Regions from separate parts of the Mus musculus genome. Here region 2 is linked to region 1. The links are chromatin contacts, found by POLR2A ChIA-PET in ENCODE. All regions are on one chromosome and are shown on one strand. Each heading gives the region's core, a stretch centred on a gene start or an enhancer-like site at or near the end of the contact. The rest is flanking DNA. Distances are from core to core; before and after follow the strand shown.

Region 1 (2,796 bases), core at 204-2,703:
GCCCCTCTCTCTCCCTAACACGGTCCTCATCTTTGCTTTGCTGAGGTCCCTTCCTTTCACAGCAGGACGTCAGGATTGTCTCTCATTCTCCTGCTGACCCTGGCTAGGCCACCCTTGCCTCTAGCCCCTTTAGTGGTTATATGTTCTGTAGGGGTTCTCCTCACAGCCCATGCCTGGCCTTAGCATCTTTTCTTCAACAGGATGATGGGTGTCAGAAATCGGAGTCATGGCCATGCATGGCCACCTCCCCACACTGGGCTTGGCTGCTGGGCCATAGCTGTGTGCACACAGTGACTTGCATAATAATGTCACGGAGTGGTCACACTCAGAGATGTTTCCAGCGGCTGTCCTGTGCTGAGCCCTGTCCAGAGGACCTCCCTGAGGCAGGTGTATACAGCAGACACTGTCCTCTATGTGTAGTAAATACTGCAGGCAGTCTGCTTTTCAGGGAGTGCATACAGCAGGCACCGTGCCCTGTGAGGAAAGCGGGCCAGAGGTCAGCCAGGTGGGCTTCCTAGAGGAGGCGAGTTCAGCGCCCAGGAATAGCATGGTCCACACAGCACTGATCATCGCAGTGCGGCGTCCTTCTGCCCGGCTGCCGGGAGGCTACACGAAGGCGATGGGGTCAGGGGGTCCACAAGAGGCTGGCAGAGTGCCGGGAATGGGAAACTGAGGCGGAGGGCTTGAGGCCAAAACCAGTGGAGAGAAGCAGCACTGGCGTCCAGGCCTAGAGGGCGGGACCGGGTGGAGCATTGGTGACGGCAGCGCCTGGGAATGTGGGGCAGGGAGGGTCCCTCCGCCCCCAGCGGGCGCGCGGGGCCTCGTGAGGGGATGCTTGGGACTCGAGTGAGGAGTCGGGGGGCGGGGGGGGTGGAGATGCGAACCAAGGCAGGAAGGTCTAACTGGGGAATGATGTGGACCAGCGTGGAGAGGTCTAATTGGGGGTAACAGGGACGGGGTGGGAAGTCCCAGTTGCAGGGATGATGGAGACCTGGGTTGGGGTCCCAGGGATTGTTGGGACAGAGCTAGGAGCCTGGCCTGAGTGGGTGATGGGGATGAGGAGAGGAAATCTGGCGTATCTGGCTGCGGGGTGCTACGGAGCAGGACGGGGTACTGAGAGTGAGAGGGCGCCCTGGCATGGACTATCCCACCCCAAGCCCCAGCGCTAGGCACATTCCCTGGCCCTGAGCGCGGCGCCCGGAATAGCAGTCCAGTCACCCCCGCGCACCGCCCCGCAGCTGCACTTCCCAAGGTCACTGGCACCCAGGATATCAGGACCAACGCTGGGCCGCTGAGCTGCGCTGTCAGACACAGTAGGTCAGCCCCCTGCCGCAGGTCCGGGCCCAACGCGTGCGCCCTCTCCTGCCGCACGAGGGCGCCCTTGGCCTGCGCCCTCGGTGACCCCAGCCTGGGCGCGCCTAGGAGGCCCGGGTGGGAGGGATCGACCGAGTTCGCAGTCCCGCACTTTGGGGCCCCGCCGCTTCCGCCAGTCCCCGGGGCGTCCCGGGGAAACTTGGACGTATTGCCTTGGGCTCTCAGCAGATGGTAAGTCCCTCTTCCCATCCTGCCACTATTCCACCCGGTGTGGCGGCGGGGATGAGATTGGTTTCTTTCCCTGCTCGGAGCGAAAGCAGCAATCCCTAGGATGGTGGGTGAGTTTGGGGGTCGCACTTCCTACGGGATGGGACTGAAACTCAGGAGACCGACACCCCAGTGACTGGTGCACCAATGCGGGAGAGGGATGCAGTGCTAGATGCGGTGCTCGGGAGAGGGCATTGACAGACATGGGTAGGAGCCCCCCTCACGAAGGGGGTTATGAGATGGCCTTCCCCAGCCTCCTTCTTCCTTCCTTCCCGGGACAGCCCAGTTTCTGGGCCCGCAGAAGGAAGGGTCCGGCGAGTGTCTTGAAGCAGTTCCCGTGAGTTTCCAATTTACAGCCATCTCGGTCCCAAGGTGTCCTAAAGGACATCAGATTGGCTGACAACCGGAGAGACCCTGGTTCCAGCCGGGCCGGGGTACTTTTGTCCTCCTTACCCCTTTTTCAGGTACCTGGACCCTGTGGGCTGCAGATCTTTGAGAGCCCGTGTGCCCTTCAGAGAGCCTGGCCCGGGCCCAGAAGGGACTCACTTCATCTTGGTTCCCTTCCCTCCTGGCTGGTCTTGCCAGGCTGGGATCACGAGGAGGAGGGCGTCGGCTGAGAATGACTTCATCCGGTCTCTACAGTTGGGGAAACTGAGACCTCCACTCAGCCCCACCCTGCTCTTCTTGTCCGCAGATCCTCTAGGCACCGCAGCCCGCAGCTCTGGCAGATGAGACCATGACCCACGTGTTGGCAGGAGGCCAGGTCAGCCGCCCAGCGCCTGCCACGGGGTGGGGTTGGGGGTGGGGAGGAGGTCCCTTAGGCTATGGGGTACCTGGGAGCACAGCGGTCCCCAGAGGCTGGGGGGCAGCTGGGAGGGGGACATCCATTCCACCCTGAGTTTCTGGATGAGCCTCCATTAATTATCCCTCTACAGGCTCTCAGAGACTCAGGGATGGGGTTCCGCGGGTTTTCACTGCACAGATGGGGAAACCGAGGCCTGGAGAAATGGAATGGTTGGTTCCTGGCCACCCAGGAAGGTAGATGAAAGGGGTGACTAAACTTGCAGCCACCTAAAAACTGTCCTTAAAGGATTCCTTGTGCATTATAAAAGAACACACTGGGGCTGGTGAGATGGCTCAGTGGGTAAGAGCACCCGACTGCTCTTCCAAAGGTCCTGAGTTCAAATCCCAGCAACCACATGGTGGCTCACAACC
Region 2 (2,796 bases), core at 199-2,698, 51 kb before region 1:
GAGAACCCCAGTGTCAATTTTCTGCTGCCATTCTCACATGCAAAAATCTGTCAGACACCAAGCCTGGCTTAATCCCAGCACCTGGGAAGCAGGGGGCAGAAGGATCTCGGAGTTCAAGGCCAGGGAAAGCTACAAAGTCAGACTCTGACTCAAAAATACAAAACACTAATCCCAGCCTCCATGTCCCCCTGACCTTCTTCACTGTGATCTGATCTCTCCTCCTGATCTGGGGACCCAAATCCTAGCTCATAAAATACAGTTCCTGAGCTCCAAAAATTGCAGGCAAGACAAAGATCTTTAAATGTGTTGTGATTTCACCTCATGATCCCTTGGCAGCTCTCCTTGTCAGGGAGGGTCCCCTTTCAAAGAGAGGTCTTCCAGGTACTGTATAATGGAAGCCTGGGTGAGAAGGTAGTTGGCCTTCAGGCATGTTCCCTGGGTAAGTCTGGCTGGGCCTGAGTGGCAAAGCAGCCGACAGTACCAAGCAGGAGTAAGTGACCCCCCAGCTCCCTGTCCTCAGGGCTGCGGTAGACAAGGGGCGATAGTGCGAGTGACTCCATTCACTAACTTAGAAACCAGTTTTTGGTTTTGTTCTTCCTTCTGATGCTGGATCTAGTAAACTCCAAGCTGGTCTTGAAGTGCTTGATCCTCCTTCCTCCACTATCCCAGTGCTGAGATGGCAAGCACGTGCCACTATTCCTGGCCTGATTTTAGGGTATTGCTGTGTGGCCCAGGCTGGCCAGGAATGTTCTAAATAGGTTCGTGAGCCATCAAACTCAGGCTGGGGTGCAGCCTAACGGCAGAAAGTCTACCACGTGTAAGGTTCTGCTTTCTATTTTCAGTACTGCTGCAAAGAACAAACTTCTTAAATAGTTCTTGGTGAAGCCGGGAGTGGTGGTGCATTTCTGTCCTCGCAGTAACGCAATAGAGGCTGGGGCTGGAACAGCCGAGAGGCCAGAACGAAACGCAGAGGGAAGCAGGACTGCGTCGAAGGCCCCGAGTTGTACTCGATCTTTTTCACAAAGCCCAGGCGGGTCCCTGACAAACGCACACTGCGCAGGTGCAGCCCAGCGCGACCCCAGGACCAGGACGGCAGCTCGGGCGAAACTGCTCCAGCTTGGTACAGACCAGGTGCAGCACACACTGTGCTTCCGGAGTCTAGAGCGCAAACGCAATGGTTGTCCCACCCCGGCCACGCTGATTGGCTGTCCTTGTCTCAGAGCAGATTTATATGAGAAGTTAAGCACAGAACGAGGTTCTGAGCGCTGATTGGTCTCCATGCCCTGTGGGCGTCTCCCGCAAGGCGGGACGTAGCCAACTGTGCATTTTAAGCCGAGGAGCTGAAGTGATCTGATTGGCTTCACAGCCTTGGGGCGGGTCTTGAAGGCAAGCGAAGGCTGGGTCGGGGCCGCGGCTGCGCAGAGAGTCTGGACGGCAGTCAGACTGGTCCTGCGAGCGCGAAGGGGCGGGGCCGACTCCACGCCTGCGCAGACGAGCCCCACGCGCGGGCGGGTGGGCGGAGCGGCCCCCCTAGCGGGGGCTGTGAAGCGCGGGGAGGGGGCCGAGCGGGTGGCGAAGCCGGCGCGCGCCCGGCTGGGGGCGGAGGGCGGAGGCCCGTGGGACAGAACAGCTGCGGCGAGTGGCGGCGGCGGAGGGAGCCGAATCGGCGACGAGCCCGGGGGTCGCAACTTGCAGAAGCGGCGGCGGCGGCGGCATCGGCCACGGCGGGCGGAAAAGCCGGGGCGCAATGGAGCGGAAGAGGTGGGAGTGCCCGGCGCTCCCGCAGGGCTGGGAAAGGGAAGAAGTGCCCAGGAGGTCGGGGCTGTCGGCCGGCCACAGGGATGTCTTTTACTATAGGTGAATGAGCGCGCCGGCCGCGCAGGGCCCCAACGGGCGCCTCCCAGCGGCCTCTGCGGCGGCCTGGGCGCCCCGACTGCGGGCCGCGGTCTGGGCCGGGCGACGTGCGTCCGAGCGTGCGTCCGAGCGTGCGTCCTACGTGCCAGCTGTGGTCAGTGCGCACGCGCCGGCCATGGCTCGCCTCAGCGCGCATGCGTTGAACCCAGTGCCTTGCCTTTTGCTGATCCGCGCCACCCAGCGCTGCTGTGAGTGCGCGTGCGCCACGCCTGCAGCCAAGGCTTCAGCCTCGTGGCTTTTAGCCCGCCTGTGGCGCGGGCTTTTGTCCTCCAAGGAATCGGGGACCGTGCGCGCCGTGCGAGGGGCGCCCGGGCCTTGGCCAGACGCCGCTGGGAAGCGGGGGTGGGAGGGGGATGGGCTGACCCTTTGACCCTCGCGGGGACTTTATCATGGTTTCGGGAAGCAAGGGAACTGCCCCAGGTGGCCTGATCCCCTCACCTGCATAAATTTGGGTTTGGCTTCTTGTTCAGCAAAATGTCCCCCATTTTTATGGCGTTTCCAAAGCCCTTGCTCTTCTTGAGCGGTGGCCCCAAATGTAACATCACAGTGGCTTCTGACTAATGTGAATGTGGTTTTTGTGTGCAAGACTTTTTTATGAATAAGTCTGCTCTTTAAAAAATATTTTAAATTTTTTATTTATTTAATGCATGAGTGCTCTGCCTGCTTGAAGAGAGAGCATCAGATCACCCAATAGAAGGTTGTGAGCCACCATGTGGTTGCTAGCAATTGAACTCATGACCTCTTAGCCAACTCTCCAGCCTTTTTTTTTTTTTTTTTTTTTTTTTTTTGAGGCAGCGTCTACATAGACCATATTTGCAACCTTTTAATCAGGGCAGTGAAAGCTGTCTATCTGAATAATAGCCAGGCAACCTACACCTGCTG

What was found. ChIA-PET counts read pairs that join two places held with the same protein, here RNA polymerase II (POLR2A).
Region 2: POLR2A ChIA-PET joins it to region 1 with 16 read pairs in Patski. The contact joins the promoter of Mbd3 here to the promoter of Adamtsl5 in region 1. POLR2A ChIA-PET finds 5 or more read pairs at or near these places in 4 of 5 experiments (Patski and embryonic stem cell).

Annotation. Positions count from the first base shown.
Region 1 is chr10:80,347,105-80,349,900 of GRCm38, reverse strand. Adamtsl5 (ADAMTS-like 5) reads left to right here and starts at 1,453. Exons shown (of 13, transcript NM_001285435.1): 1 at 1,453-1,545; 2 at 2,276-2,344.
Region 2 is chr10:80,398,183-80,400,978 of GRCm38, reverse strand. Mbd3 (methyl-CpG binding domain protein 3) reads left to right here and starts at 1,448. Exons shown (of 7, transcript NM_001306143.1): 1 at 1,448-1,761. The coding sequence starts at 1,748.